4 separate regions of the Mus musculus genome follow, and regions 2, 3 and 4 are each linked to region 1. The links are chromatin loops, found by intact Hi-C in ENCODE. Cell type or tissue: left cerebral cortex. All regions are shown on one strand.

Region 1 (8,000 bases):
AGTAGGATTTAAAGGTTCTACTCACAGCTCTCCAGGTAAAAAACTAACCATTAAGTCAACAAGTAGGAAACAAGAGCAATAGCTGTATTATTCAACTTCAAAGAAACTATAAGCTGACTATATAAATGCCAAGCGGGGTCATTTTTGCATTATTATGGAAAGTCATTATTATGACAGAAGTCTTCTCTACCCCACCCTCAACCCAGCCACAAAGAAAACCCAAGGAACCACATTTTGAAAACAGAAAAATGCTGACACCCCTATACCCTACCATTAAGAAGCTTCCAAGCCCCACTCCTGCCCTCTACCCCAGGACCCAGAAGTTTAAGCTCATAGCCCTCAAATGCTTTCATTTCCTTTACATCTGTACCTTTACAGGTACAGTAGCTGCTTGGTAAAGCTGGAACTGTAGGCCAATAAATGGACCAGGGGTAAAACTAAGCCAAATGTAAGCATTAACAGGCAGTGGGCCAATTGAAACCTTCACCACTGTCACAGCAGAACACTGTGGTAGGGTTGCTAGTGAAGGGCTGTTGCTGACACCAGCCTCAGATTCTGGAACACACTGATCAAAAGCCTACTGAGGGAGTGGAGTCTCATTAGGTCGTGCTATGCCTCGTAACCAGTGGCATCACCAAAGCAAAGCAGCACAGACTGGAGTACAGTTTGAGTCATACCTTGTAAGGACCTTTGGGAGCACTGTCCCTGCACTGTGATGAGCAGCTCTAAGCCTGCTGACCCACCATTAGTAACCTAAAACCCATATTTACAAGGCAGGTTATACACTAAGGATTTGACAGAGGACAGTTCTCACATTTTCTTCATAGGTATGTCAGGGGAAGATAGAAAATACCAATGACGTCAACAAATTACAGGAAATTTGGATTCCATATGTAGGGATTAAAATGGTTCATACAAATAATTACTTTTAGATCATAATTCATCTTTTCAACATACAGCGACTCTGCTTTGCAGTAGAGCATGTGTTATGATTGACAAGGTCACAGGCTCAATCCCTAGCACCAAGTACAACACAAACAAATACCCCGAGGAAAGCTGTTTTGAAATCAAAGTTTCAGAGATTCCGTAAAGATAACACAGTTTTCGAATGCTACACAATATTCTCTATGGTATCTAGGGTAGCCACTTGTCACTAAACATATTTCTTTCAAACACATTCGTGTTTCCATCAAAAAACATTAATATAGTATAACTATTCCCACAATTCTGTTTCAATTTTACTGCCAAATTTGTAAAAAAAAGACTTTTTGGGTTACAAAGTAAACATGGGTGTGTAAAGGAAAACCATCTTTCTTTCTCCCAGTGCTGGCAATGCGCCTTTAGTGTCAACTGTCCCTCAAATGCTGGTTCAAGTGAGACCTACTCTGTTGAAGATACAGAGTAAATAAAAAGTTCGTAATAGACTGGAGCAGCTCAGTGCAGGCTTCTTATCTACTACCAAGAGTAAGACTCTAGCTTCAATCCTCTGTACTGTACACACACACACACACACACACACACACACACACACAATAAACAGGCATGATGGCACATGACCATAAACTCAGACCTAGGGAGTTAGAGACAAGAGGATTGTTAAAAATTCCAGGCCAGCCATTCTCCAAATCATGTTTCAGGCCAGTCAGGGATAAAGAGTAAAACCCTGTGCCTCAAAAAACAAGCACACAAAAATGAGCAGGAGAGATAATACAAAAACTCAGACTCCTTCATGAAGAAGGACCACTATTAATACAAAACAAAACAAGTGTCAGTATCATTTGCTTCAGCTTGGTTTGACTTCCTGAAATGGTCAGTTTTAGGGGAACCTCTAAAATCTGTCCACTTCCATACCTTTCCAGAATTGGATTTTCTGAACTTGACAAGACACACAGACACAGAAATCAAATGGGAGCAGTTAGAAGGAACAAGGGCTTAATTCCAATACTGGTCATATTCTCTGGCACTACTAAGAGAAACCCACTTGTGACTTCCTTTGCTAACTCGCTAGAGTCTCCCTTTACAAAGGCCTTATCCTAACGCGGGAAGTCTAAGCACACTGACCCACCAGATGACAAAGATGCATATTTCAGGTAGCTGTCAACTCCACTCTGCTGCACCCAACTGCTCCATACATTTCCATCATGGGCCCTGTCCAGAAAGGAGCTTATTCTAGGGAGACTGTAACCAGTCTCTACATTCCCAGGACCACAAGCAGATGCCGAATGGTCTCACCTTCTGCCTGCAGAGGGGCTCCTTCTTGTTTTCTTCAGCCTTTGCATCCTGCTGGGCAGCATCTTTCGGGGTGTTTACTGCTAAAACATCATTTATAGTAGAACCAACCACCATGATCTTGGCCCCACTGGTCACTTTTATTTCTCTCAAAGTCTTGTCTTCAGGAACAAGTCCTTTATACATGACCTTCTGCATGGCAGGTGGGAGACCTTGACAAAAAGTGGAAAGGAATAAGCAGGAAATGCGTGGACCATCCCCCTTCTATAACAAAACAGGAAGTGAATACTGGTCCATCAACTATCAGCTTTGTGAACTTGAAGGAGTTCAGAACACCAGGACTATTTGATTGGTAAAACTTGGTCCTTCTACATGAATGTAAGGTATTTAGAATTGTTTGATGTCTAGGTATCATTGTTTCCAAGTTATAACTCTATCTTCTATCCACTTAAATACTGAAAATTCCCAAGTGTAGGAGATACAGAAAGCCAATAAGCTTTTTACCCGATACATGGAGAAAGCTTTAAGGAAAGTATTTCAAGTAGCAAACCAAAACAAATAAAACGGCCATGTATGAATATTTATAAAGGGCCATTAGGACAGTTGATAACACTGTTTCATGAACTTCCCTTATGAAACTGATCTGTCTGCTGAAAATAAATCCGTGGCTAAATACTGGACCTGTTCAGAATCTCCTGTAAAGTTCATAAATACCGCGCCTAGCAATGACAGTCCAACATTAGTTAGAAGGGTGAGCCTTAATACTCAAGATTCAGGCTTGCATCTCACTCCACCACTTGGTGGTACCACTATCATTCTGGGCCTAATTTTCCCTCTCTGATTACTAATGGACATACAAGTACTGATTTCAGAAAACTGCAGTGAGGATAGCGGGAGTCTAGGCGCAAGAAAATCGCTAACAGTTTAGCACGACGTAAGCATCAAGAGCTAGAAGGTAGGTCGTGGGTAGAAGCAGTCGGGTGTCAGCTCCTCGAATACCTGTAATGGAGTGAATCTTCTGCTTTAGCTCGGACCCCGTGCTGTCCAGAGGGACCTTCACGTCGTGTTTGGTCTTGTTCCAGATTATCTTCAGATCCACCAGCTCCTTGCCCACACCGCCGCCCGCGTCCTCGCCGTTGCTGACCGAGGCCTGGGCCGCAGGGTCCCCAGGGGGCTGGGCCGGGGCCGGCTGCAGGTTGCCTCGCGCGTCGCAGGAGTCCTCCGCCGCTGCCCCTACGGCTGCTTCGGCCTCCACGCAGTTGAGGGGCCGTGCGGGCGCCTCGGTGGCCACAGCCTCGGCCTCCGTGTCCATGCCTGGCTCCTCCATGCCTGCAAAGGGGTTAGGGGGGTGGGTGCTCGCCACGAGCCCGGCCTGCGACGAGAACGGGCCCGGGCACCGTCGTTGCCGCGCCACGCTCCTCCCTCCGGGGCCAGGCCCGGTCCCACGACCCCGGCAGCGTCCGCAAGCTCTTCAGCCGCCGACCGACCGCCTTCCCCGCCACACTCACCATCCGGGGCTCCGGCCGCCGCCATGATGATTGTGTACAACACCCACCACGACCGCAGGGGCCGCCGGGAAGAAGCGAGCTGGCGGAGATTGGCCCCCGCACCAGCCCCTAATTTCACACAGGCTGGCCGGAAACAGGTGGAGGTTTCTATGGAGACCCGCCTCCTCCGCTTCCCGGGCCGGCCCCTGCCACGCTTTAGCATTCCCGCAGCCGGAGGGGGCGGGTCTGGGAGATCGCCTGCTCGCAGCGCTCGGTCCCCGAGCGGCGGCGCATCGCCGCCCTAGTCCAGAGGGGCGTGAGCAGCCCAGATAGGCGGCTTACGCCTTTAAGTGGCAGGGCCGCGCTCGCTGTGGCGAAAGTTGATTGGTTGGAGTGATTTTTTTCCCCCCCGCCGAGCGGAAGTGACGCGCGAAGGAGCCCACGTGTGTGTTTCTAGTCCACATGGCGGCGCCCCTCAAGAGGCTTCTGCTGGCCGAGCCGCACGTGGTGGCCCTCGGGCACCGCGTGGGGCGGCGCGAGGCCAGTCTGGGCCCAGATCCCGGGGCCCCGGTGCGAGTGCGCTTCGCTCCCAGCCCCACAGGTAATCCTAACGGACGTGACGCCGCTCGCCGCAGCCCACCTTCCCGTCCCCGCCCCCGAAAGTTCCAGAAACAGTCCCTTCCGGGGTTGTCTGCGCGACCCCGTTTTAAAGAGACGGAGGTGGAGGGCTAGGATTTGAAGTGATTGAGATTGCTAGAAGTTTCCTTGTTGTATTGTCTCTGTCCTTTCTTATTGCACGCTGTGTGCAGAGCGTATAGACTTTATGCCAAGGCCTATGCGCTATAATGCAGTGGTCATTGAAAAGTCAGGGTTCTGGCTTTGAAGAAACCGACAAATCCTAGAGTCATATGTGTCCATTTTGGCAGTGAAGCGGGATAGGGCGCCCTAGAAGGTATTGCTGAAGAGGTAACATTTGAGTTGAGAACAAGTGTCAAGAAGACCCGCTTGAAGCCTAAGAGGAAACGACATGCACAAAAGCCTGAGTTTGCTGGCAGCTTAGCAAGTCAGAAGAAAACAGAGGCCCATGTATATCTTGCTAGGAATTCTGTGTCTCCTCCCTTCCCACAAATTCCCAACCTTTAGTTCAAGCCACCTTCTACCCTGTTCACACTGAGCAACCGTTCATTCTAGGTCTAGGGTCAGCAGGAAAAGATATTTCTGAGTCTCAGCTGCACAGGAAGAACGCATTACCTCCAGGCAGGCAATGTAGATTGTGGAACTTCGATATGTGGTAGAAGCCCTGGTTCATAGTTAACTGTTGTGAATCTGTTTTTAAGACTGATATAAACGAAACTGCTAGGGAGAAAATGAGTGTCTCAAAACCGAGAGAACAAAATCATCTTTCTTTTTGTTAGTCTCAGTGATGTAAAATAGCTTATCAAATGACTGCAAGTATCTAAGTATCACAGTGTCTGTGTTTACCTATGGTCAACATGAACTGGGATACTCACCTTGTTGGAAGAAGCACTTATGCAGGCATCCAAGGCCTGGCATTTTCTGCATCTATATTTTTGTCTTTGCCAATCCCTAGATGTGTTGCTTTGGCAGAATTATTTGCTCTGTTTATGTCCCAATTTTGTGATTTGTCAAGTAGGGCTAATAATAGTGCCTGTCTGACGGGTTTGAGCCAGTACAGCAGAGGCACTTAGCAAGCACTGCCTCTACTACAATTACTGTTTTCATTTCTTTGCTGACTGGCAGGAAAAGCCCAAATGGGAAAGAGTTGACAAGCAGTGTAGATCACTATGATAGCTAAAATTAATTGAAAGTTTACATTTTTGGGTTTTTGTTTGGTTTTTAACTTGGAAAGAGTTCCCTGTATCACCCGATTGGCCTGGAACTCACTATGAAGACCATGCTGTCCCTAAATGTGCAGCAATCCTCCTGTCTCTGCCTCCCAGGTTTTGGCGTCACAGGTATGAGTCATCAGACCTGGCTTGAAATTCTACTTTGGTCAACATTTAGGTATCCCAGCAACCTCATTATTAAGGATCTAGGTGTTTTTGTTTTGTTGAAACAGGGCCTTGCTGTACCCTTGCTGGCCTGGAACTTGCTGTCTTGTCGAGGCTGTTGTTATAAACTCACACAGATCTGTCTGTTTCTGTCTCTAGAGTGAGGAGATTAAAGGTTCAGTCTACCAGGTCCAGCCTGATTTTCATTTTTAAGCCCACTAACAGATCAGTAAATTGAAACTTGTGAAAACTAAATGAATTTCCAAAGGTTAGCAACTTCTTAATAATGGGCACAATTACTTTTTTTTTTTTTTTTTTTTTTTTGGTTTTTTGAGACAGGGTTTCTCTGTGTACCCTGGCTGTCCTGGAAGTCACTTTGTAGACCAGGCTGGCCTCGAACTCAGAAATCCGCCTGCCTCTGCCTCCGAGTGCTGGGATTAAAGGTGTGCGCCACCACGCCCGGCCACAATTACTTTTTAAAATTTCATGTGTGGTGTATGTTGTGTCTTGTGGTTATGAGGAAGTCACTGAACCTAGTCCTCAACTGATTTACTGAAGCCGGTGAGCTACAGGGATCTGCCCGTCAAGTTGTTAGGCTTGTACAGCAGGGACTAGAGCCATTCGCCCTGTCCCTGGATATGGAATTTGAATCCAGCTGTAAATAATGTGAAGGGTGTGATTTTTGATTTCTGGTATCTTCTGTCTTAAATTTCCTAAGACTCAGTTCCACTGAGAACTACACGTTTTGTGGGTTTGCAATAATTTGCTGAAAGCCTCACATAGAATTAGTGTTGATCCAGGTCAGCCAGGTACCCAGAAAAACATTTCCTGTCTTGTGCTGCCTTGGGTACCTGAAAATGCAAATGAGGTTATTATAAATGTAAATGGCCTGATTATGGAGAGGAGAAACGACAGACCTGGGAAGATCTGAAACTTTTAGTCAGTAGTAATACTTTTGGAGCTTAAACGCCAGTGAAGGGAAATATAGTGAAATCAAATGTTGCTTTTAATTATGATTACTTATAACTAGCACTTAAGGTAAAAATCTCACATAGGAAAAATTTAAATTGTATGATGTAGCTAAGTATCATATGTAGAGTATATATGCAAAATGTGATTTTTTTTCTGGGGGGGGGGTGGTTGAGACAGGGTTTCTTTGTATAGGCCTGGCTGTCCTGGAACTCACTTTGTAGACCAGGCTGGCCTCAAACTCAGAAATCTGCCTGTCTCTGCCTCCCAAGTGCTGGGATTAAAGGCGTGCACTACCACCGCCTGGCATGATTTTTTTTTTTTACAGGATATAGTTGTGTTATTAACATGTGATTAACCCTCCTTCAACCCTAGAATACATCATTAAATTTATGTAATTTAAATGCTTGTGTGAGCCGGTGTGGTGGCCCATGTTTGTGTGATCTGGACTCTGAATAATTTTCAAACAGAAAATACTATTTCTTCTTCTGGTGAAAATTAGCCTTGAGGCAAATATCAAAATCAAGGGACTAAGGTACTCAGGAAGCATTGGAGCGTTTTTTTATGTGATGACAAGCTCCTAGACCTGACACCTGGGTGTTCTTTCATTCCTAAGGTGAAGGACTATGGAGTAACCTAACCTGTCCTTTTTCTTTTGTTGTTGTTAAGATTTATTTATTTTGCTGGGCCATGGTGTTCCACACCTTTAATCCCAGCACTCAGTCAGCAGAGGCAGGCAGATCTGAGTTTGAGACCAGCCTGATCTACAGAGCAAGTTCCAGGACAGCCAGGGCTACACAGAAAAACCCTGTCTCAACAACAACAACAAAGAGAATTATTTATTTTGAGCCAGGTGGTGGTGGTGGTGGTGGTGGTGGTGGTGGTGGTGGTGGTGGTACTTAATTCCAGCACTAGGGAATCCCAAGCATTAGAAAGGCAGAAGCAAGCAGATCTCAATGAGTTTGAGGCCAGCCTGGTCCATAGCACACAGAGTGAGTTCTAGGATGTGCCAAGGTTACACAGAGAAACCCTGTCTCAAAAAGCAAAGAACAACAACAAAATCAGATTTTTAAATTTTATTTTATATGTATGAGTAATTTGTATATGTGCACCATGTTTATGTGTGGTACCTGCTGAGGTCAAAAGATGGTGTTGGATCCTTTGGAACTGAAGTTATAGATGGTTATGAGCCACCATATGGGTGCTGGGTACTGAACCTGGTCTTCTGGAAGAGGAGCCATGCTGGTAACCATTGGGCCATCTCTCCATACCCCTCTGTCCTTTTCACTGACAGTCTGTCTGG
Region 2 (8,000 bases), 65 kb after region 1:
GCCTTAATCAGAGCCCGTGTATGTACTGTTCTGTGTGATGTTTTCTATCTGTAGAAGTATTTTATTTTAGGTGGTACTTGCATAAGCTCTCTACCAGAAAGTTACATCTCGAGTGTGTTTCTTGAAGGCTGTTGATGTTCAGTGATGTCGTTACTGGGGAATCAGGGTCTCATTTGCAAGTTCTTTCTCGTAGATAAAATAGACTTCAAAGGGAAGACAGTTTTATTGGAGTTGGAGAGAAAAAAAAAAACAACAGAGCTGAGGGCAAGCTATGAATCCCAGCAGCTGCAGGGAAGGAGGAACATGGAAAGAAGGAAGACAGAAAGTCATGTCTTCCTAGTTCCAAGTCAAGGAAGCAGCAGGCACGCCCCACAGCAGTGGAGGTTAGGGGGAGGGGCTTATGATGATGTCTGAAGTCTGAAAGGTGGCTTGATGAGTAACAATGTTTGTGTGCAAGCATGAAGATGTGAGTTTGAATCCCCAGAGCCCAAGTTAAATGCTGGGTTTGACGCATGTGTTGTCCTATGGAGGAGAGAGATAAGGAGAATTGCTAAGGATTGCTGGTGGTCAGCATAGCTCAAGTTCAGTTACAGACTCCATAAGAGAATAACAGCCAGTTGTGGTGGTGCACACCAAAGGATTTGCTGAAATGGGTAGAGGCAGGAGGGTCACAAGTTTAAGACCAGCCTGCGCTCTATATTTTCAAGAGGGCTGGAAAGACGTGTCAGTGGTTCAGAGCCTAGGCTGCCCTTCAAGAGGCCCTTGGTTCAATTTCTAGCACACAGATGTTGGCTTACAACTATCTGTAACTCCAGTTCTAGGGGATCCAGCATCCTCAGGCAGACACACATGCAGCCAGAATGCCACTGCACATGACATAAAAATAAGTAAATCATTTAAAAAAAAAAAAAAGGTGGGAAGTGATTCATCACAATTCCTAAAGACTCCCTTGCCTTTGGAAAGGCACACAAAGACTTTTAAGGTTAGAACTTAAGGCTGTGGAGATAGCTCAGTCGATAAACACCTGCTGTACAAGGCTGAGGACCACAGTTCAGAGCCCCAGAGCTCACACAGATGTTGTACAGGCATGGTGACTGCCTATAAACCCAGCACTCAGGACAGAGTAACAGGATTTCCTGGGCAAGCTGACCAGCTAGGCTTGATGTAATGGGTGAACTGATAGCAGCTTTAGGCTTCCACACACATGCATGCAGATATGCCTATATACATGTGAACATGCACAAACATTACACATGCAAAAAACAAAACAATACAAAAACCAAGTAAACTCAGAAAAGTAGGCAAGCTTAGCAGCGAGGACCTGCATGGAGATGGAGGGTGGTTTTTCTGGGGTAGATAGCTCAGTAAAAGAACTGTATTCTACCCATTGCTTTAACATGCCTTCAAGCGGGCCTCGAACTCAGAAATCCACCTGCCTCTGCCTCCCAAGTGCTGGGATTAAATGCATGTGCCACCACTGCCCAGCATATCATGTTTCTTGAAGTTAAATCTTTTGGAGAGACAATTTCCTATCCTGGTGATTGACAGTTATCTATTTGGAACCACTTTTTTTTTTTAAGATTTATTTATTTTATGTATGAAGGTGTTTTGCCTACATGCACATATTTATACACTACATGCATGTCTGGAACTGGAGTTACAGACAGTAGTGAGCTGTTGTGTTGGTGCTGAGAATTGATTGACCCCTGTCCTCTAGGGGAACAGCCAGCACTCCTAACCACTGAGCCATCTCTCCAGCCTCCCACCCTCAGTTTGGATTAATTTTTAAAAAATAATTTATGTGCATTGGTGGTTTGCCTTCATGTATGTCTGTGTGAGGGTATTGGATCTCTTGGATCTGTAGTTACAGGCAGGTATGTGCTGCCATGTGGTTGCTGGGAATTGAGTCCAGGTCCTCTGGAGGAGCAATAAGGGCTTGTAACCACTGAGTCATCTCCCGTCCCTGGATTAACTTTTAAAAGAGGGAACAATAGCGTGTCTTTGTGATCTTACAATCTTTCAGACAATTTCAAATGTCATATCTCCACCAGGGCTGTAAATATGACTCAGATCCTATTCTTTTGACCAAAATTAATGTGTCAGATTAAAAGAACTAAAGGACAGCAGATGTATAAAATAGCTTTGTTTGCCCAGAGACGATAACCTCCCTTGTAGGTGTCAGCATAGCCTGGCTACCTCCACCCCTTCTCACAGTATCTCACTGTCTAAGGGGGACAAAGTGGTAGGTAGTTTGGTTTGGTTGTTTTTCCTCAGAATTAAAGTGTGAGATGGGTCAGTGGGTAAGGACATTTGTCACCAAGACTGATGACCTGAGTTCAATCCCTGGAACCCATGTGGTAGAAAGAGAACTGATTCCCACAAACTGTCCTCTGATCTCCACATGTGTGCTGCTGAGTAGATATACCTCTCTCCCATGATAAATGTAAAAAAAAAAAAAAGTCACCGGGGGGAATGGGAGGTGGAGCCAGAGCTAATGATGGATTCCCTCGATATCAACATCTTCAGTCATGAATTGCATATTTTAGGAATCATAAAGCAAGATCCCAAACTACCGATGGATAAAATCTTGCCCCCACCGTCTCCCTGGCCGAAGAGCATCTTTGATGCTGATGAGGAGAAGTCAAAGGTAAGGACCTCCCCCTGACTTGGTGGCTTATGTGGAGTCTGACTGTCCTCTGGTTTGGGAACCAGGACTGCGGAGAGCTTCCAGGCTTCTAGACTCTTATGGGTGGCCACATAATAAATGCCATGCTGGGCACCATCCTTTATCTGTATTCCTGTTGGGGTCGGGGAGGCTGGGCCGGTGGATCTGGTTCCGTATACATGTGGAATTGGGAAGGGAGTAGCGGATAGGAGAGGGGTGCATGTTGGCATGGATCCTTTGTTCCTATAAGCCTGACCCAGCCCATTGTCCTTTCCCTGGAAACATCCAGGAATGGTAGCTTTCCCACATCTGGGGAGGGACTCTGTGTGCCAGGCATATGCTCAGTATGGAACTAAATGGGAAATAAGACTTTGGTGAAAGTCTACTCCATCTTCAAGCACATGGCCAGGTCTTCCTCAGTATTCCTAACATTTATTTATATAGTTTTTACATTGCTGGGCATGGAATCTAGGATGTGTGTGCTAGTCAAGTGCCCTGTAACTAAGTACACTCCTAGCCCCACTTGTGGCCTTTTGAGTTAGATAATTTTCTGCTGTGGAGCCACTCTGTATTCCAAAGGATCTCTCAATACCACTGGCTTCTGCTTACCCTGTGCAAGTAGTATCCTCTTCAGTTGAAAATGTCTCCCGGGCTGGAGAGATGGTTCAGCCGTTAAGAGCACTGACTGCTCTTCCAGAGGTCCTGAGCTCAATTCCCAACAACCACATGGTGGCTCACAATCATCTGTAATGGGATCTGATGCCCTCTTCTGGTGTGTCTGAAGACAGCTACAGTGTACTCATATAAAGAAAATAAATATTAAAAAAAAGAGAGAGAGAGAAAATGTTTCCTTTCTCTTCCTCTGTTATTCCCATGCCCACCAGCCAGCTCATTACTATTACACCCCCAGATATCATTTAGGGGATATAATCCTCCCATCTTCCATCCCATTAGAAACCAAGTCGTCTTTCCTGATACTCCCAGCACCCACATTCCAGTGTATGGCTTGGTAGCATAATGCACAGTAGCCCCAGTGTGGGGCTATTGGTCATGCTAATCACTGTGCTCCCACTCTGCTGGGGGGACAATTACAGCTTTACCCACTCTTGTTCACTCCTCAGCTTCTGACAAGACTTCTCAAGAGTAACCACCCTGAGGATCTTCAGGCTGCAAACCGGCTGATCAAGAATTTGGTCAAGGAAGTAGGCATTTCTGCAGTTGGCGCTGTAGATCTGGCATTTGACAGGGCTGATATGATAGTGTGTGTGGATGTGTGTTAAGGTGTGAAGAACAGCTAGCTTGGAGAAGAGATGTCCTCCTCATGCTGAATGGGACCAGCAGGATGGTGATTAGATTTGAGACTCCTTGCAGAGCTTCCCGGCTTCTTTTATCCATGGGACGAAGCTTTTGGTGTTAACAGAGTTAGGTTTGGGAGTCTGTTCCAGAAGGATTGAGTCTGAATGTACAGTTGAAGAGTCCCCAGGTCCAGAGACGATATTGTCACCTGCAGGAATTCTGGGCGAGCACCTCCGCTCACTTAAGTGTTCATGACTTCCTGAACTCCCAGCATGCACTGCCTTTCCCTTTCTGGTGTTTAGTTAGGAGTTACCCAGGCAACTCCTCTTACTTCTTCTGTCCATTTGGTTTCCCTCAAAGGAACAAGAGAAGTCTGAAAAGGTGTCCAGGCGAGTCAGTGCAGTAGAGGAAGTCCGCAGCCACGTGAGGGTGCTTCGGGAGATGCTGAGCATGTACCGAAGGCCAGGTCATGCCCTGCCCGACCAGCAGGCCCTGCAGGTAATCTCCAGTTGTGACCTAAGACTGCACCTACTGTTATAAGCATGATGTATTGCACCCATGTGTTCTGTGGCTGCCATTCTGGTCTGGAGAGTCAGGTTTCTCTGTTCCTTTGTTCTCCCTCCCTCCCTCCTATGTCCACCAGCCACTGATACATTGTTTATCTTTTATTCTCTAAGTAGAATGGTCCTTGTTTTACATTCTTTCATGGGCTTATTGACCACTTTTGTTGCTTCTCTAGAGGATGTCTGCCCAAATGGTTTGCCCGTTCCCTTGGTTGTCTTATGCCTTTTTGTTTTGTTTTTGTCTGGTTTGAGACAAGTTGCCTGGTCTGGAACTTAGTACGTAGATAAGATGTCATACACACCTGCCCCTACTTCCCTAGTGCTGGGATTAAAAGTGTGGGCCACTACACCTGGCTTTAGAGCACTGTTTCTCAACCTTCCTAATGCTGGGACCTTTTAGTATATAGTTCCTCATATTGTGGTGACCCCAACCATAAAATCATTTTCATTGCTTCTTCATTTGCTACTGTCATGAATCGTATATAAATATATGTATGTAAATAAACATACACATAAGTATCTGATATGCAGAACAGTCTTAGATGACCCCTGTGAAAGGGCTGTTTGACACCCCCCCCCCCAAAAGGGTCAGAACCCCAGGTTGAGAACTCCTGCTTAGAGCGTTCTTTATATGTATTTCAGACCCAAGTTCCTTCTCAGACTACACACTTCAATCCCAGACTGTCTTTCTCCTGGCTTGATAGCTTCTTTTGAGGCACAAAATTTGTATGCTTATCTATGTGTGTTCTTGTGTGTGTAGGTACACATGTGTGCATATTTGTGGGGACCAGGGGTCAACTTTAGGAGTCATTCCTCAGTTACCATCTACCTTGTTTTCTTTGAGACAGGTTCTCTTATTGGTCTGGAACTTAGCAAGTACTCCAGGTTGGCTGGCCAGTGTGCTCTGGGGGCCTCCTGTTTCCACCTCCCCCAAACAGAGAATATAGACAAAGTGGCTTTTCTACATGGTTTTTATTTTTGTTTTTTTGTTTGGCCTTGTTTGGTTTTTATTAGACACATGGCTTTTTTTTTGCATGGGTTCTGAGGACCAAACTTAGGTCTTGTGAGACTTTATTGCCAGACTGTCTTCCCAGTTCCAAGTTGGTTGTTGTTGTTGTTTCTTCTTTTGAGATGGGCTTTCTAATTTCATTGAAATCCAGTGTATCCTGTAGAGGACACTGCCATCTGGCAGTTGAGCCTAGGAAAGGGCCGGAACAACGAAGCAGGCAGCCCGCAGAGAGGCTGAGGGAGGGGGTTAGCTGAGGGAGGGGGGTGAAGCTGCCGAGCTGGTCAGAGCCTCCCTCTCTCCTCTTCCCAGTGTGAAGAAGATGGCTTGGGGGTGGAGGGGAACGGGATCCTGTGGAGAATATCAGGCAAGTGTTGTAAGGGGATTGAGCCATCAGGACAGTTGGGACAGGAAATTCTCTGCAGGGTGTTGGTGGCAAAGCGGGAAGTTCTTCCGTGGCTATAGGCGGTGCAGCTGGACCAGGAAGGGCCACATGCTGAGCTACAGTCCTGCACTAGCACTCCTGACTAACCCAAATGTGCCCCCCAACCCCCTCGTGTGTGTGTGTGTGTGTGTGTGTGTGTGTGTGTGTGTGTGTGTGTGTGTGAAGCGAGGCAAGAGCTCTACTGAGCTATAGCCCTAAACCCTCTAATGTTTTCTGATTCTGCCACGCATGTTACCTCAGAACTGTAGTCATGGAGGTAACACAGAAGACACCTACACTCGGAGGCTGTTGAGGGAGACGTTTGAGGACTTGGGTGGGGCCTGGGTGAGAGAATGTGAACCAGGCTATGTTTCCCCAGGTTGTGTATGAAAGATGTGAGAAGCTGAGGCCCACCCTGTTCCGGCTTGCAAGCGACACCACTGATGACGACGATGCTCTGGGTAACTAACAGCTCTGTTTCTCTGGGTGTTGCTGCGCCCCAAGTGTAAAACAGATGTGGGTGTGCTACTGGGGAACCACAGACAAGACAGATTTGAGTTTGGTATGGGCTGGTGGCTTATGTCTTCTGAAGATTTTGGGTTTGAGTAACAAACATGAAGATCAGAAGCCTATAGGCATCTATAGGGGACATTGTGTGACTGTCCCACGGAAGGCCAGGAAACAGTGTCCTGCCTTTTCTTCCTTCCTTCCTTCCTTCCTTCCTTCCTTCCTTCCTTCCTTCCTTCCTTCTTCCTTCCTCTCTTTCTCTCTCTCTTTCTCTCTCTTTCTCTTTCTTTCTTTCTCTCTTTCTCTCTCTCTTTCTCTTTCTTTTCTTTTCTTTCTTTCTTTCTTTCTTTCTTTCTTTCTTTCTTTCTTTCTTTCTTTCTTTCTCTTCCTTTCTCTTTCTTCTCTTTCTCTCTCTTTCTCCCTTCCTTCCTTCCTCCTTCCTTCCTTCCTTCCTTCCTTCCTTCCTTCCTTCTTTCTTTCTTTCTTTCTTTCTTTCTTTCTTTCTTTCTTTCTTTCATGAAAAACATGTCCCTGACTTTTTTTTCTGAATACGTTTTGCCGATTGTATTCTCTTGTGGTGATGTTTGTTAGTTACTGATATTGCAATTGATAGATAACTCAGGTATAATTGAAAGACTAAGACTATATTATAGTCAGATGTGGTTATTATTATGTATGCTTCAGTTAGGATGCCAAATTTTCATGAGAAATACCAGACCTATATTTTCAGACTGGTAAAGTGTACAGGCTACAAAGCTGATTTGTGTACCCATTCTCCAGATACGGGAAGCTTTCAATAACAGAATCAGGTAACAAGAAATTTTGGTAATAGTGACATCCACATCAACCTGTCTCAGCTAAAAGCATCCCCCAGAATGCCTCACTCAAAGAACAGTGTGGATGGTAACCGTGTGGACAGTGGGACACAGAGCTAAAGCTCACTGATGGAGTCTGGTAGGAAGTTGGACACATGACCAGGGTCTGGGCTCCTGAATGTGCCAAGCCTGGTAGAGCCGTGTGGACAAAGATAGGTGGCTGTCTGCTACACTGAGGAGTGCTGAATCTTTTTTTTTTTTTTTTTTTCCTCAGCGGAGATTCTTCAAGCAAATGACCTTCTCACACAGGGGGTTCGGCTGTACAAACAGGTGGTGGAGGGCCGAGTTAGTGCTGGGAACGCAGTGCCTGCCGCAGTGGGAGCCATTCCCGCCCCCAGAGGTACGAGCTAAAAGCCTTCTGTTTGGGGCAGGTGCAAGTCACGAGAATGAGGGAGCTTGCCTCTGTCCCCTTTTCTGTAGAAATAGGTTGCGGGTAACAGGAGCCATCATACACCCATGGCAGGTTAGAGCTCTACCATGGCTGCACGTGTAAGCAGAAGGCTGTGTTGTGCCAGGTTTTAACCCCTCTTGGGTGCTCCTAGGAGCCTGAGACCAAGGAAGTGGTCAGTGGCTCAGTAGTCGATGTTTGCCCAGCATTCACAAGGCCCAAGATTACATCTCAACACAGCCCTCAAGAGCAGTGTTTTGTTTTGTTTTGTTTTGT
Region 3 (8,000 bases), 66 kb before region 1:
TATGTGAGTACACTGTAGCTGTACACATGGTTGTGAGCCTTCATGTGGTTGTTGGGAATTGAATTTAGGACTTCTGCTGGTTCTGGTCAACCCCGCTCACTCAGTCCCTGCTTACTCTGGCCCAAAGATTTATTTATTATTATACATAATAATTATACAGTTGTTATGGCTTAAACTCCTCTCCAAGATGACTGATTCAATCTGGCTTCTGACTAAATTGCTCTGCTTAATCTCATACTAACTCTGGCAATCTGTTCTAATTTCTGGCTTATTCTCATTCCCTGGCTTGTTCTGTCTTCACCTATGTCTAGCTCACTCTCTCTTCAACCCATCCCTGTAAAACTCTCCTCTCCTCTCCTCTCTTTCCTCCCTATTTTCTTGAGAGTTAGGCATATCCTAGTGTCAAATCTTTCTCTGATTTGTTACTTTGTCGGCCTCTCAATTAGACACCACTTTCAAGCACAGGCCTTTCCTTCTACAAACTCTACCTTCATTGTTTGGAATTAAGGTATATACTAAGGGCGTGTCTGCATTCAAGCCCAAGGGATTAAAGGTGTGTCCTAAAGTGTGTCGGCATTCCAGCTAGAGTAGCCCTTTGCTGGATTAAAACTCCTCTACATATGTGCATTTGCTTATATGAGTTTATGTACACCTCCTGAATGTAAGAGTCCAAGGAGGCCAGAAGAACGAACTAGTCCTTAACTGGAACAATAGGCAGCTGTAAACCAGCCAGGTCCTTTGTAAGAGCAGTGGTGCTCTTAACCAGTGAACCATCTCTCTAGCCTCAAAACCCACCATTCTAATATGATAAAACCCAAGGATATACTAACTTTATACTTACATGTTAAGGAATGACTGTAGGAAAATATTAAAAGCTTATTTTCAATAACTAAACACTCTTTCTCTAGTAGCAGGAAAATATGCAGTAAAGACATTAGAATTTTTACCACAGTTCAAATCTGAGTGGAATGCTTGAGGAAGCACTCACTGGGACGGCGTGTATGGTGTCGTGCACAGTGCAGTGTGCGTGTGTGCACAGAGCTGAGGCTGCAGCAGCGTCAGATGATGTATCATGAGCAGATATTGCCAGAAACTTTGGATTCACTCTGTATTTCCTTTTGAGTTAATTTTTGGTTTTACAAACTCAGAAACCTTTCATTTGTTGTCAGAGCCCTCCACATTCAGTTATGCAATGATTATACAGGGACTTGCAGTTTAAGAAACTATTGGCTACACTAGTCCTGAGAGTTCTTTAATTTTAAATTAAAAATCCAAATTTCTCAGCACTATCTGATTCTGGAATACATTCGAGAGGAAACTCCAGCTTTACCGTTTACTCAGGCTTTACTATCTGTGTTCGGTTGTCTGTTTCTTGTAGGGACTTTTCTTCCTGACAGCCAACAATGAACACCCAGAGAGAGGTTCATTACTGTGAGCGCTTATGCAGCGCCCCCAAATGGCCAGATCTTCTCATTACACATCTAAACACATGGTCATGGGCAACATCACCAGAACAGGATGGAGCCTAGGATTGCAAACAGGTAATTAAGTCACATACCCTTTGCTGAATTTTTTGAACGGTGGCCTTATGACACTACGGCTTTTCACGACACAGTGACGTCCAACTCTTACATTTGCCAGGTCTCCTCGGATGATACAGTCATTCATTATAATGGTCTATAAAGCAAAACACGTGTAAAAAATACCAGTTAAGTCCATGTCCCTGAATTCTGTTTTAAAGTACTTAAGATACTGCCTCTTCATGAGTTTTGTGTCTAGTAGTCCTAGGCACAATACAGCACAGAGAACAATCTGCCACTGCATTCTGTTCAGACATAAAAGATTTCTGGCCCTTCCCTCCACCACCACCATGTTCTTACTCATAATATTTAATGCAATGTAAATCCTATTTAAATAAAATACTGAAGAAAATGACAGAAGTGTTCACGTTCTGTTTAGAAGAAATTCCTCCCCTCTCTTCTCCCTCTGTCTAGCTGCCCTGTGTCTCCTGTGCTCTCTCCTGTTATATTTCACGTGTTACTGCCCTCCCCACCCTCTTCCTTAAAGCTTCTTTATTCCCCATCTAATGGGCCGCTCTCTAATTTTTTTGGCTTCTCCTCCCTGATCGTCTTTGTGCATTCAATAAATCTAATTTGGAGAAAAAAATGAAAACAAAGAAAGAGGGGTTAGAGAGATGGCTCAGCGGTTAAGAGCACTGGCTGCTCTTTCAGAGGTCTGAGTTCAATTCCCAGCAACCACATGGTGGCTCAAAACCATCTGTAATGGGATCTAATGCCCTCTTCTGGTGTGTCTGAAGACAGTGACAATGTGTTCATATATACATAAAATAAATAAATGTTTAAAAAAACAAAAACAAAGAGAGAGAACTGGAAATGACAAATTGGAGACAGCACTATCCCATATACCCTGCTGATACAGTGACTAGCTGAAGGCATAAGGGTAACCTCCTGAAGCTGCCTGTGCCCTTTACCTTGCCATTGAGGACGATGTTCTGGCTTCCACACAAAACAGACTGGCGACTAACTTTGTTCCCAGATGCCTAAAAGCAAACAGAAATCTGGAGTGAAAAAACAGAGGATTTCTGGACTACAGTTTCCATCATGAAAGCTCACATTGAGGAGAAAATTACTTCAAATGAAGGGCAGTCTAAAAATGAATGAGGCCTGAATGTATACTGCACCCCTACTGTCCCAGCTCTGGGTGGGGTGACTGTGAATTTGGGGTTAGACTAAACTATGAAGTGAGACTCCATCACCAAACAAACAAACAAAAACAAACTGGAGAAGGAATGCACTGGGGGGGGGGGGGGAAGGCTGTGGGCACGGCTCCGTGATAAGAGCACTCAGGAACTGAATCCAATCTATCAAAAGAGCAAGGGTAGATCAGGAACTGAGAGCTCAAGAAATGAATTCAGGATCGGTATCTAATGAGCGGTCTAATGACTGATGTGCATTCAGACCCCACTTCCATATTACGGTTTCATAGCCTTCAGTGAGGAAAATTACTTTTCCATGATCACAGACACACAGAAAAAATAATGATAGTAACCCTAACGGGGGCAGTTTACATATGTTGTATTATGAGTTGACGAATAGAAACAATAACGTCTTAGCACGTAAGCAGACTGTGAAATATTATTTTTAAAAAGGGCCCGGAGTCTGAAAATGTAATTTATATACAGAATGAATAGGCTGTACTGTGTATTCCTCTGGAAGACATTATTTAACAGGAAACTCAGGCGTGTGTATATGCACACACATAGATATATATGCATAGAAACTCTCCCACATCCACACTTTCCTCCCCCGCTACACAGCACACCCACACACACGAGATGAAGGAGAAGAGAGCCTAATGCATGCATGCACCGACTAAATAACAATCAGATGAAACACGAAGCATCTCTAAGTCATCCAAGGAAGGGACTGAGGGAACGGGAACCAGTGCAGCCGGGACGGGAGGGGCGACCGTCCAGTCCTCGAGGGTCCCGTGACTGCCAGCGGCGGCAGGGTCGCCACACGCGCACCGTCTCGATGTACTCCGACTTGTTGTACAGCAGTTCGCCCAACTCCATGGCTTCCCCCTCTCTGAACCTCAGGATCCTGTCAGTAGCTCAGGCAGACGGTGATTCCAGCTACTTCCGGTTGATCGGCCACTTCCGCTATCCCCGCCCTGGACTCTCATTCGACTCTCCTCTAGTCAAGCCTGCTCGATCGCTCGGCAGTCTCCAGCTGCGCGTGCGCAGAGCGAACAGAGGTTTTAATTGGCCAGAGCGGCTAGCGCGCGGAACCTGTGTGGCTCGGCAGGAACATAGTGGGGGTGAACTAGGTCCCCGTTCTTCCCAGGGGTTCCTCTTGGCCCTAGGAAGCCCTGGCTGGGTCCCCGTGACCACAGGCCCGAGGCTGGAGACGGCTGCTCCTTGCGTTCGGCTTCCAACCCGATGGAAGAGCTTTCCGGGAAGCCCCTCAGCTATGCGGAGAAGGAAAAGGTGCCCGGGTTGCGGGAAGGGTGACCCAGGGCTTTAGGCTGGGTTTTCAAACCTAGTTCCTGTATCCGAGGCAGTGTCCTCCTACCTACAGCCTCCACGAGAAGTCACTGAGACGAGCGCGCTGCTCGGGTGGCGAAGCTTAAAATGCAGACGAGCCAAACCCATCTTCTAGTGGCACTGCATAAATATTAGGTGTAAAACTACATATAGGTAAACCTAGAGGCCCTCTTCTCTCCCACTCCACTCCGGCCCCGTCACATAAATCTTTCACGTCACGTCAACAGCCTTATATATATACATTTTCGTGTTTGTCTGTTAGGGCTTGACCTCCAAAATAGGTTTACATTGGAGAAGGGGATGGTTATAACGTGTACTCTGGTTGGTTCTGCAGCTGGTGTTCTCCATGTTTAAGACCCACGTTGGAACAAGATGAGGGGAAGAAAATAATATAAATATTACATATAATGAACAGGTGTTGTGTGTGTGCATACAAATTTAGTGTAGTAGTTAGAAGGAGCTCTCATTTCTTTCAGGCTCAGAATATTATTCTCCTGCAAGACTTAAATATTACTTCCATGTTCTTGTGCTTTCTGTGCAAAATTAGAATTCACATTAATTTGTCTTCCTATCCTGTCTTACCTTCTAAGGGTGGTAAAGATCATTTACAAATAAACAAGATAACTCCTACTTACTGATAAGATTGAGGACAAGATAACAGGTTAAGATCAGAATTACTCATGTTGTGGTGGCCCATGACCATAATTTGGTTGCTACTTAATAACTGCAGTTTGCTGCTATTATGAATCAAAATATATATGATATGAAACCTCTGTGTGTGTGGGGGGGGTGTTAAATGGAGCAGTTATAAATGGCAGCATCCTGGAGGAACTGCTTATTCTCTGTTCAGTTTGCATATCTCAAAGGAGGATGATTATATAATAGAATCTATTTGTTAGGGTTATTGTGAGTGCTAATTGAGTCATTGGACATTAAAGTCACAAAATTCCCTAGGACTAACTGAAGCACATTATGAAAGTATCTGCCATTTTTATTATTATGTGTCTGAGAATGGATGGGGACTAAAGTGACTTTAGCACAGAAGTGCTGGAGTCCCACAAAAGTGCTGGGGAATGAGGTGGGGAAAGTGCTTAAGAAAAGTTTAAGTTGTTAGTAACTTTTTTTCTTAATTTTTAATGACCAAAACAAAAACATACCTAAAAGTGAAGCCTCTGGAAAACCCACTTGCACTTCCCTGTCTTGTATCACTCCTCACACTTGACATTGGCTTCCTGCCTGGCCTTGTGTTTCAAAGCTGGGTCTCTGAATGCATCCTTGTTGACAACAGTTTTGCCCAAGGGGATATCCAGACTCCCTTGTGGGCATGAGGTGGTTATAGTTATAAACTTTCACAGAGGACTTTATCTTGGATTGCTTGGCAATTTTCTTCTAGCCTGTGGCAGCTGTCTCTTTTGGGGGATAGCAGTCAATTCTAGCCACTAGGGCATGGCTGTAAGGGCGGTCTGAGGTGCCATCATCAATCAGTGTTCTTCATGATACGGTTTTGCATCCAGAGTATTGTCCAGCTAGGACTAGCACCACTTTCCTGGGTTTCATGAACTTGCCCATTTCAACAGCAGTCAGCCTGCACCCAGCAGAAAAGAAGGACCTTTTAGTAACTTTCATTGTAGCTTTTTTGATGCTTTTGGTTTGTGGAGTTGTTCTTAAGAAAGGATCTCTTAGCCAGGCATGGTGGCACGCGCCTTTAATCCCAGAACTCGGGAGGCAGAGGCAGGCGGATTTCTGAGTTCGGGGCCAGCCTGGTCTACAAAGTGAGTTCCAGAACAGCCAGGGCTACAGAGAAACCTTGTCTCAAAAAACCAAAAAAAAAAAAAAGAAAAGAAAAAAAGGATCTCGTATCGCAAGCTAGTCTTGGACTTACTATGTCTAAAGGATGAATATAGGGGTCCTAAATGGTGGAAAGACAAGGGGGGCACTTCTGCTAAGGGAACATTTCAACCACAGATGCTAAGGAGACAAAGAGAATCTAAACTTTCAGGAACTAGTAATTTGGCATAGCCTAAATTAACTTATTTGCAAAAGCTTTGTAGAAAGGCCTGCTGTGTGGCTGGACAGGAACTCAGCAGCAACAACCCCTACCTCTCACTGGCTTTCTTCTGTGTATTCTTTAGATGTATGCACCGGTCCACCATGGAGCTTTCCTACTGTGGTGCCTAGAATAATTACACATACGCTATTTCCACAAGACTAGTTCCTTCCTTTAGATCTAGGTGCAAGTGGTAGCCCTCAGAAATGCCTCCGTGACTACACTCCCTACAGGAAGCTAATTACTTATATCACTTAGATTAGTCTAGGTACTGATTACTATGTCAAATCTTATCTGTGCTCTTGATGTTATCTACATTCCTCACTCCAAGTAAATTGCCTTAACCACCTTGTCCCTCAAGCATCAGGGATAACTGACACTGTGTGTGTTACTGGGAGGTGTTGGTTACGACTGCAACTTCCTGGGCCAGTATTAGATAAAGAGCATTTATTGGTTGATTGACTATGGTAATAGCCCCCTCCCTGCTTCTCAAAGTGATGGGAAGATACAGGAGAAAATGGACAGCATAGTGTGTGGTGCAGTAAACTTTGAGAATAGCACTGAGGAACGGAAGAGTACCTAAACTGGGTTTGAGCAAGAACCTAGAAGTCCATCCTAGGGAAGTAATCCTGCAAACTGAGGCTTGAGGAATCCACAGGAGCTGCTCCAAGTGACAGGAACCCATCGTGGAAAGGTCCTGAGAGGCTGATGCTTTGTAGGAACCGAGGAAAGGTTTGAGTGGGAAAACTGGCCTTCCCGGCACTGATCCTGCTGAGGGATGCTACAGAGCACCATATGCACTCTCGGGCCTGCTGGGCACTGTATCCATTCTCTCTGTTCTCACCTTTCCACTGCTCAGAATTGTTCTTGTTTTTCTTCCAGTTGAAGGAAAAGCTAGCATTTTTGAAAAAGGAATACAGCAGGACACTTGCTCGACTTCAGGTGAGTGAATCATAGTTGGTCAAATTAAGGTGTTGCACAAGCTGTGTAAAAGGTTTTGTTGGTCTGGTTTTGGTTTGAAACAGGGCCTCACTATGTAGTCCATTTTGACTTAAACGCATAAACCTGCAGTCAACAAGATGGCTCAGGGGCTGGTGAGATAGCTCAGCCGGTAAGAGCACTGACTGCTCTTCCTAAGGTCCTCAGTTCAAATCTCAGCAACCACATGGTGGCTCACAACCATCCGTAATGAGATCTGACACCCTCTTCTGGTGTGTCTGAAGACAGCTACAGAGTACTTATGTATAATAATAAATTAATCTTAAAAAAAAACAAAACAAAAATACAAGGTGGCTCAGAGGGTAAAGTCACCTGCAGCCTAGAGACAAAGTGACCTCAATGCTCAGGAATAACATGGTGTAAGGAAAGTTGTCTTCTGATATCTACTAAAAAGTGCTAAGGCATAGAGGTATTCATGTGTATACACACATACACAATAAATAAAACATAATAAAAATAAATAAACCCACAATCCTGCTTTGGCCTTCAGGATGCTAGGATTATAGGTGCGCACCATCACAATTAATGGGAAGTAAGGCTCTTGATGGTAATAAAGCTTGAACGAAAATTGATTTCTTGGGCTGCTTTTGTTTTCTCTAGCGTGCCAAAAGAGCTGAGAAGGCTAAGAACTCTAAGAAAGCCATAGAAGATGGTGTGCCCCAGCCAGAAGCTTCCTCACAGCTAAGCCACTCTGGTAATCAGCCGCTCACTTACACTTGCTTTGTATTCACTCCCCAGTTGGCTGCTGTTATTTCTTCACATGGAAAAGAAACAGTAGACTTCTTAAATAACATAAAAATTCATGTTATACAATTCAAGCAATACCCAGTGCCTTCAATTGGATTGCCAGTTTAATTGCCTTTTTTCTCCTCAGATTTTCAGAACTAT
Region 4 (8,000 bases), 85 kb after region 1:
ACGGAATAGAAGTTCCCTCATCTGCTTTCCAGAGCCACACTAGGAATGCTAAGCAGACGATTGTGACACTAGATAGCTGGGGGAGAGTAGGTACACCAAGAGCAAAGGATGGCTCAGTCTCCTTTCACCTGAGCTATAAACCAGGTGTCTTTAGTTCTCTCTCCCCCACCACGCTTGTTTGTAGGATCTGCCTGAGAGTCACCTTCGGTCTTTTCTCTCTCACATGCACCCTCTTGAGCAAGCCACCTAGTCTGCCTTAGCACTGTTTTATGTAGCACAGGTTGACTTTGATCCCCTTGCCTCTACCTCTCACGTGCTGGGATATAGGTGTGTACCACCACAGCTGACTCCTTATACTCTTGGTAACAATGTTTAAAATGTAGTTAGGGGCCACCAGATGGCTCAGCAGGTGCGGTACCTGCATGTGTCAAGCCTGACCACCTGAGTTTGATTCTGGGAACACGAGGAAACACTGAGTGCCTCAAGTTATGACTTCCACACAGAGTCTCACTGTAGCTCGGCTGGCTTGGAGATTGTTATATAGACCAGGGTGACCTTAAATTCATAGCGATCCATCTGTCTTTGTCTCCTTAGTGCAGGGATTAAAGATGTGAACCACAGAGGCAGGTGGATTTCTGAGTTCGAGGCCAGCCTGGTCTACAGAGTGAGTTCCAGGACAGCCAGGGCTACACAGAGAAACCCTGTTGCAAAAACAAAACCAAAACCAAAAATGGATGTGAACCAATGTGCTCCACTCAGCAATTGTTTTGACATGGGCAGGTGTGGAACTTCCATATAAAGCTAGTTCTGGCTGACTGAATTTGTGTTAAAGCCAGGAAGTAACACTCAAGTGTCCCTCACCACTTAAAAACAGAAAAATCTCTTGAACGTAGGCTCTTTGATTCAGAATGACCTTGAACTCTTAGGTCCCAAGTGCTTGCATTAAGGATGTCCACCACTATGTCTGGCTTATCCAGGTCCATTTGGCATGTCTCAAAAAAAAAATTGTTGGCTTGGGGCCAGAAAGGTTAAGCGTATGCACTGCTCTTGCAGAAGACCCATGTCTGGAGGCTAACAACAATCCGGATCTGTGATTCTCTCTTCTGGCCTCTGCATGTACCTGAACTGATGTTCACAACTCATAAACTATACATATACAATATTAAAATTAAATATTTTTAAAAGTGTAGGCTTAGGGTCAGGACTAGGAGACAGACTGACATGTTTCTAAGGAGCCGCTGGCAGCATGGACACATCTGAAAAGGTCCCTGGGGAGTGAGGGAAAGGTTGGTGGGACCTGAGGGGTCTCTGTGTCGGGAGGCTGGTGCTTGAAGAGGATGGTTTGTGGTCACTATTTACTGGGGTTTCTCACTATTCCCTCTCCCTGCTGCAGAGGGCATCTTTGTTGTGGGAGGCACACTGGAATGACCCAGAACCACCATTTATCAGCAGAGAAGCTGCATTCCCTGCCTGAGGTTGTGTCAGGTTTCTGAGTTACTGGAGAGCCCAACTGACCACATAGCCCTAGCTAATCTCAAGACTTCATTCATAAGAGCTCAGTATAAAGGGAACGCTGGGTCAGACTTGAGAATGGTTTAAACTTGGAATGTGTTCCCCTTCTTAGTTTCCTTTTCTGTTCTAAGCTGTGGGAATTTAAGGCAGAAAGTTTATTTTAGCTTATAGTTCAGTGTAACAAATCAAAGCAGGAAGATCTTGAAGCAGGCGGTCATATTGTATCCATATTCAAGAAACAGCTAATAATCAGCCTGGCTTTCTCCATTTTATAAGGTTCTGGACCTTCTTGCCCATTGGAAGTGTCCTTCCCACAATGAAGCTGGGTCTTCCTTCTTTGATTAACATAATCAAGATAGTCCCTTACCCAGGCTTGGTAACACATGCCTTTAATCCCAGCACTCTAGATGTAGAGACAGTCTGATCTCTGAGCTTTGAAGCCAGCCTGGTCTAAGAGATGATCCCTCGTAGGCATGTCCAGAGGCCCATCTTCTATGTGATTTTAGATCCTGCCAAGCTGACTGCCCTAACAATCCACCCCCCCCCACAGCTTTGTGGATGTGGAATGCTATAGAAACAGTGTAACAGCCACTGCTGTGAGCACATGCTGCTCTTTCAAGGACCCAGGTTTGGTTCGCAGCATCCATATTGGGAGGCTCACAGCTGCCTGTAACTCCAGCTTTAGGGGATCCAATGTCATTTTCTGGACTCTGGGTACATCCATTCATAAGTGACCAAACCCACACAGAGATATGCATATATACACATAATTAAATCTTTAAAAAAATAAATCTTAAAAGAAGAAACAACAACAACAAAAATAGCCTGGGCCTCAATGACACCAGTGGACACATAGCACAAAGAAAATATACTCAAAAAATTAGCCAGGTAAACCAGAGAACAAGCTTTGTTTCAGAGATAAAGGTGTACTTGATGATGATATTAGGTTAGTACTTAAGGAAGATAAAAGTTACAAATGCACATATACCTAATATCAGAGCCCTGAAGAACCTGAAGCAAAAATAAATGCAGCTGGGCAGAAAAGTGGCAGTACAACAAGATGAATTCCACCCGTGGGTTGGTTTGTTTGTTTTTTGAGACAGGGTCTCTTTATACAGCCCCTGGCTGTTCTGGAACTCACATTGAGGACCAGACTAGCCTTGAATTCCCCTTGGCCTGCCTCTGCCTCCTGAGCATTGAAAGGTGTGTGCCCAGCTAACAATAATGAGTTGGAAACTTAGTCTTTCAGCAGCAATTGGTGGGACAACTCAGAAGATGATCAAGGACATATGTTTTGAAGGACACTAATGATCATCTTTACTAAAATACATGGAACACTTATTCAATGACTGCATATATTTCTTTCTTTTCTTATTCTTTTTTTTTTTTTTTTTTTTTTTTTTTTTTGAGACAGGGTTTCTCTGTATAGCCCTGGCTGTCCTGGAACTCACTTTGTAGACCAGGCTGGCCTCGAACTCAGAAATCCACCTGCCTCTGCCTGCCGAGTGCTGGGATTAAAGGCGTGTGGCACCACACCCGACTATATATTTCTTTTTTGCTGTTTGGTTTGTTTTTGAGACAGGGTCTTGCTACGTATGCCTAAATGATTTCAAACTTAAGGAATCTTCCTCTTTCTGCATCCCCAGTGCTGGGATTGCAGGCGTGTATCACCACATGAAGTCAGACATGTGATTTTCTTCCTCCCTTCTCTGCTTCCTCTTCTTTATATTGAATATTCATGTCCATAGTGCTGTGTTTCATAAAGACAATCTACCTAACTGTACTATGCATTTTACCCCTGTTCCCTTCTGCATATCTTCCCTCTTTCCCACCTCCACCTTCCATTCTTTTTCCTCCCGTGTCTTTCCTCTGCTCTCATGTTAGATATTCTTTTAGGTGTTTATACAATCTGGATCCAGAACTGAGAGAAAACGTGAACTTCGTCTTCTGGCTTCTTTTGCTTATTACCTTTAGCTGTATCCATTCCCCACAACACCATGTCCTCCTTTTGGGTACTGTACATATTTTTAAGTGCACATATACTCTTCTCCATGACAGACAAATATTAAGGCCATAGCAAGTCTCTGTACATTTAGAACAGAGTCATAATATGTGTTCCTGATACACGGAATTAAATTAGAAACCAACGCTAGAACATGCAGTGGTGGCTTAAGCCAGAAATCCCAGCATGTGGGAGGTTCGATCTTTGAGGCATGGGTTTGAGTTCTAGGATAGAAGAACGGAACCCGTCTTTAAAAACAACAAACAAACAACAACATCCTCACAACAACAACAACATCCTCTACTTTGCTATACTAGACAAGAGCAAAAAAAAAAAAAAAAATCGGAGAAAGAAAGGAAGAAGGAAGAAAGGTAGAAAGAAAGAAAAAACCTAACTAGTAAAGAAAATGATGGAAAATGAGTGGAAGAATTGGAGGAAAAGTAATTTTTGAAGATTATTGAAGATTACTGAAATTAGACCAGAGTTAGGGGAGACCATTATCAAATCTATAGAAATCTATGAGGAGAGATGGTCCAGCGGTTAATAGTACTGGCAGCTCTTCCAGAGGACCTGCGTTCCACTCCCAGCATTGATAACCACATGTAACATCCCACTTCCAGGAGATCTTTCATTCTCATCTGGCCTCTGCCCGCACCAGACAGGCAAGTGGGTCACACACATACAGAGGCAAAACACTCCATATAAAATAAAATAAAATTAAAAAAAAAACCAAACTGCTGCCGGGCGTGGTGGCGCACACCTTTAATCCCAGCACTCGGGAGGCAGAGGCAGGCGAATTTCTGAGTTCGAGGCCAGCCTAGTCTACAACGTGAGTTCCAGGACAGCCAGGGCTACACAGAGAAACCCTGTCTCAAAGCAAAACCAAACCAAACCAAAAAACCAAAAAACCAAAAAACCCAAACTGCTGTATGCATTTAGTGAGGACGGAAAACTAGCAACATTACTCCTACATACAGAGTTTATATTTCTCAGCTGCTCCCTTCTCAGACGTCAATCTTCTAGTCTTGAGGAAACACGCGTTTACTTAGTTTACTGCTCGACAAATAAGAGCAGAAAACGAACTGTCGTACCTGTCCGGACTGCGCGAAGCTCGCTGCTCTAACAGGAACAGTTGCTATGGTAATAGGCACCGACTTCCGGAAGAAGTACGGCGCGCGACGAGGGACATTCGGCCTCGGCGCGAGTGCGCTGACGGGGCGGCAAGTAAAGCTTGGTGGGTTTCGACGGGTGTCCCGAAGGCGGTGTCGCTCGGCGCCAACCCGGAGACCGCGCGCCATGGACTTCTCCAAGTTCCTGGCTGACGACTTCGACGTGAAGGACTGGATTAATGCGGCCTTCAGAGCCGGCCCCAAAGACGGGGCGGCGGGGAAGGCGGACGGTCACGCAGCCACCCTGGTAATGAAGCTGCAGCTGTTCATCCAGGAGGTGAACCACGCCGTGGAGGGTGAGCCACGCAGACGCCCACCCGCCCGCCCCGGCACCCGACTGCAGGACCGGGCCCAGGGGCCAAGCCTCTCCTTTGGTGGGAAAGCGAGCCCTGCAGTAGTCTGAGTTAGGTCTAGGCTTTGGTGTTCACGTCCGACGATGCCATAACATTTCCTTTAAAAACTAAAAACTAAAAACAAAAAAAAAACCCCAATAATAATAATAATAACAATCTGGGAGTGGTGGCGACCGCCGTTAATTTCCGCACTGGGGAGGTGGTGCTGGACGGTCAGGAATTCAAAGCCAGCTTCAGTTGCAAAGTGAGTTCGAGGCCGGCCTAGGCTATAGGATCGCTCTCGCCGGCTCTCGCACGCTCTTTTACTCTTCCTTCTCCTTCCCCCTTCTTATTTACAGTCTCACTCTGTCGCCTAGGTTCGCCTCAAACTCGCCTTCTGCCCCAGCTTCCCTAATTCTGGCATTACAGATATGTGCCCCCCCCCCCCAAAAAAAGCTCTTTGGGTTTGGAGTAATTGCTCAGTGGTTACTACTCTTGTAGAGAACCTAAACTTAATTCTCAGCACCCACATCAGTTGGCACACAACTACCTGTAACTCCAGTTCCATGGGATTCAGTGGCCTCCTTGGGCATAAACACTCACATGCACATACTGACACACAGACAAACATGGGTGAATGTAATTAAAAAATAAATCTTGAAAGAAGGCCTTTTGGAGGTGGTGGGGTAGATAGACTCTCATGTAACCCATACTGGCCTTGAATTTGCTCTATGATGGAGGGTGACCTTGAACTCTTGATCTTCATGCCTTTGATTCTGAAATTCTGGGATTATAGACATGTTCTGTCATGCCTGGCATAAAGAGTCACTTTTGAGAGCATTTAATAGTTAACTGGTCCTAGTATTTAGCAGTATATGAGAATGACACAAATCCATTAATATATCTTTGTAAGCTAAGGAAGATGGGCCATCCTGAATGAAGACTTTAACTGTGTGTGTGTGAGAGAGAGAGAGAGCGAGAGAGAGGAAGAAAGAGAGAATGAGAGAGAGAAGACGAGAGAGAGGGGGGGGAGAGAGAGAGAGAGAGAATGAGAGAGAAAGAGAGAATATATGTTGCTGAATCAGTGCTCCTCCTTGCTGCTTCACTGTGTTGAGGACACAGTACCACATAGATAGCCTGGGTTATGGTGCTGCAGCTTGGTTTCCAGGCATATTTTCCCCACATCTGCATGTGTGTGGGAGCAGCGAAAAAGCAGGCTAGTGCTTCTTAGTGGCTCCTGGGACCCACATCCTCGTGTTCTGAGGTGTTAAGGATGCAGCCATGGGCCCTGTCCCACACTTACCAGATAAGAGGCTAGCCGATGCTAAAACATGCTCAGGCCTAAGAACACAGGGCTAGCAGGAAACTGGAGACCGTGGTGTTCATGCCTCTAGTCTGTTGCAGTGGGCTTCAAGTTTAGCAGCCAGGTCCATTTTTTATACATATATCCTCATGGGCCCCTAAACTTGTCAAGCACCTGGGCTTTGTGTGTGATTCCGTCTTCATGTTCATCACTATGGCAACCACAGCACCTAGGGAGAACGGCATTTACCTTATGAATTTCCAAAAGTATACACATGTATTAAGGGAAAGCATGAGACAGGTTGTTTTCATTGGTAGCCCAGGCATGTCCCCTGCCCTTGGTTCCACTTTGAAGAACCTGACCCGCTTCAGAGTATACCAGCCAGCCAGCTCTGGCTAGAGTTCCTAGACTTTCATTTCCAATGCTCTACGTGCAGACAGTTGAAGTGTTCATTTGTGCCATCTCTGATGGTCCGTGATCTGTAGAGACTCGTATCAGCAACTTATTTTGGATGAATACCTATTAAAGATGTCTACAATCCCGTTCATTGAAAAATTAAAACCATATTTCAAGGTCACTTGACAAATACACCTTTTTTCTAACATTGAACCCAGGGTGATTTAAAGCAGCAGAGAGTTTCTGATAAAACAGGGGTCAGTGAGGTGACCTTGACCAGGGCCGTGTCCCCTGTAGAATGATGGATGGCACTGTGCTTCAGAGTCAACCATCAGCATCAACCTGACCCAGGACCTTCAGGTGACCAGAAAGAATGAAGGACACAGGGGTGGTAGCCACAGGGGTGGTAGCATGTGTCTGTAATCCCAACCCTTGGGAAACTCTTCCTTTTTAAAGACTTATTTATTTTATATATATGAGTACACTTTAGCTTTCCAAAAGTATACACATGTACTAAGGGAAACCACGAGATAGGTTGTTTTCCTTGGTAGAAAGGAAGAAGACTGTGGCAAGCAAATAGAAGCTAAACTCATGCAGTGCTTGACAGGTGTACTGTCACTGAGTACTGCCACAGAGCACTGCTACTGAATACTGCCACAGAGCACTGTCACTGAACACTCTCACTGAACACTGCTGCTAAGCACTGCCACTGAGCACTGTCACTGAGCACTCTCACTGAACACTGCTGCTAAGCACTGTCACTGAGCACTCTCACTGAACACTGCTGCTAAGCACTGCCACTGAGCACTCTCACTGAACACTGCTGCTAAGCACTGCCACTGAGCACTGCCACAGAGCACTGTCACTGAGCACTGCCACTGAGCACTGTCGCCTGTCGCTAAGTACTGCCTTGGAGGATTTTGTTTGTTTTAACATTTATTTTTCTTTGTGTGTGTGTGTGTGTGTGTGTGTGTGTGTGTGATCATGATGCACTCATGCGCATGATCAGATGCACACAGAGGCCAGGATGGTTTTCAGATCCTTTGGAGCTACAGTTATGGACCCCATCCAAATTCTCTCCTCTGATAGAGCTGTAATTGTTCTTAGACTTTGAGCAGTCATTTGCTGTTGTGTCAGCCCCCGGGTTCTTTTTTGCTGTTGTATGTATGTATGTATGTATGTATGTATGTTTGCTTTGCTTTTGACACATGGTTTCTTTGGGTAACCCTGGCTACTCTGGAGCTCATTCTGTAGACCAGGCTGGCCTCAGATCCACAGAGATCCAC

The links. A loop is a pair of places that touch in the nucleus more often than their neighbours do. Peaks named below come from ENCODE experiments on the same cell type or tissue, not always from the same donor. Only the 100,000 strongest peaks of a DNase experiment are listed, where the experiment ranks them.
Region 2: it touches region 1 in a loop (2.2-fold over the local background); 7 of 42 quality-filtered maps call a loop at or near these places.
Region 3: it touches region 1 in a loop (3-fold over the local background); 3 of 42 quality-filtered maps call a loop at or near these places.
Region 4: it touches region 1 in a loop (4-fold over the local background); 7 of 42 quality-filtered maps call a loop at or near these places.

The regions. Positions count from the first base shown.
Region 1 is chr7:122,063,222-122,071,221 of GRCm38, reverse strand. Ears2 (glutamyl-tRNA synthetase 2, mitochondrial) reads left to right here and starts at 4,136. Exons shown (of 9, transcript NM_026140.3): 1 at 4,136-4,317. The coding sequence starts at 4,179. Ubfd1 (ubiquitin family domain containing 1) reads right to left here and starts at 4,024. Exons shown (of 7, transcript NM_138589.2): 1 at 3,738-4,024; 2 at 3,229-3,558; 3 at 2,233-2,441. The coding sequence starts at 3,939. In left cerebral cortex, CTCF peaks have their summits at 3,017 (motif pointing right) and 3,834; DNase peaks (open chromatin) are centred at 3,206, 3,982 and 5,433; H3K4me3 peaks cover 2,632 bases; H3K27ac peaks cover 2,010 bases.
Region 2 is chr7:121,998,534-122,006,533 of GRCm38, reverse strand. Gga2 (golgi associated, gamma adaptin ear containing, ARF binding protein 2) reads left to right here. Exons shown (of 17, transcript NM_028758.2): 6 at 2,547-2,647; 7 at 3,787-3,867; 8 at 4,322-4,459; 9 at 6,334-6,415; 10 at 7,551-7,676. Among named protein-coding and RNA genes, the nearest start is that of Gga2, 19 kb to the left of the region's middle. In left cerebral cortex, a CTCF peak has its summit at 3,412 (motif pointing left); no DNase peak of the experiment used is centred here.
Region 3 is chr7:122,128,729-122,136,728 of GRCm38, reverse strand. It overlaps Palb2 (partner and localizer of BRCA2), which reads left to right and starts at 3,783. Exons shown (of 13, transcript NM_001081238.2): 1 at 3,783-4,009; 2 at 6,996-7,055; 3 at 7,713-7,806. The coding sequence starts at 3,962. Dctn5 (dynactin 5) reads right to left here and starts at 3,688. Exons shown (of 6, transcript NM_021608.3): 1 at 3,548-3,688; 2 at 2,492-2,560; 3 at 1,559-1,677. The coding sequence starts at 3,595. In left cerebral cortex, a CTCF peak has its summit at 1,465 (motif pointing left); a DNase peak (open chromatin) is centred at 3,733; H3K4me3 peaks cover 1,565 bases; H3K27ac peaks cover 670 bases.
Region 4 is chr7:121,978,396-121,986,395 of GRCm38, reverse strand. It overlaps Cog7 (component of oligomeric golgi complex 7), which reads left to right and starts at 4,703. Exons shown (of 17, transcript NM_001033318.3): 1 at 4,703-4,979. The coding sequence starts at 4,811. In left cerebral cortex, no CTCF peak of the experiment used is centred here; a DNase peak (open chromatin) is centred at 4,674; H3K4me3 peaks cover 1,559 bases; H3K27ac peaks cover 696 bases.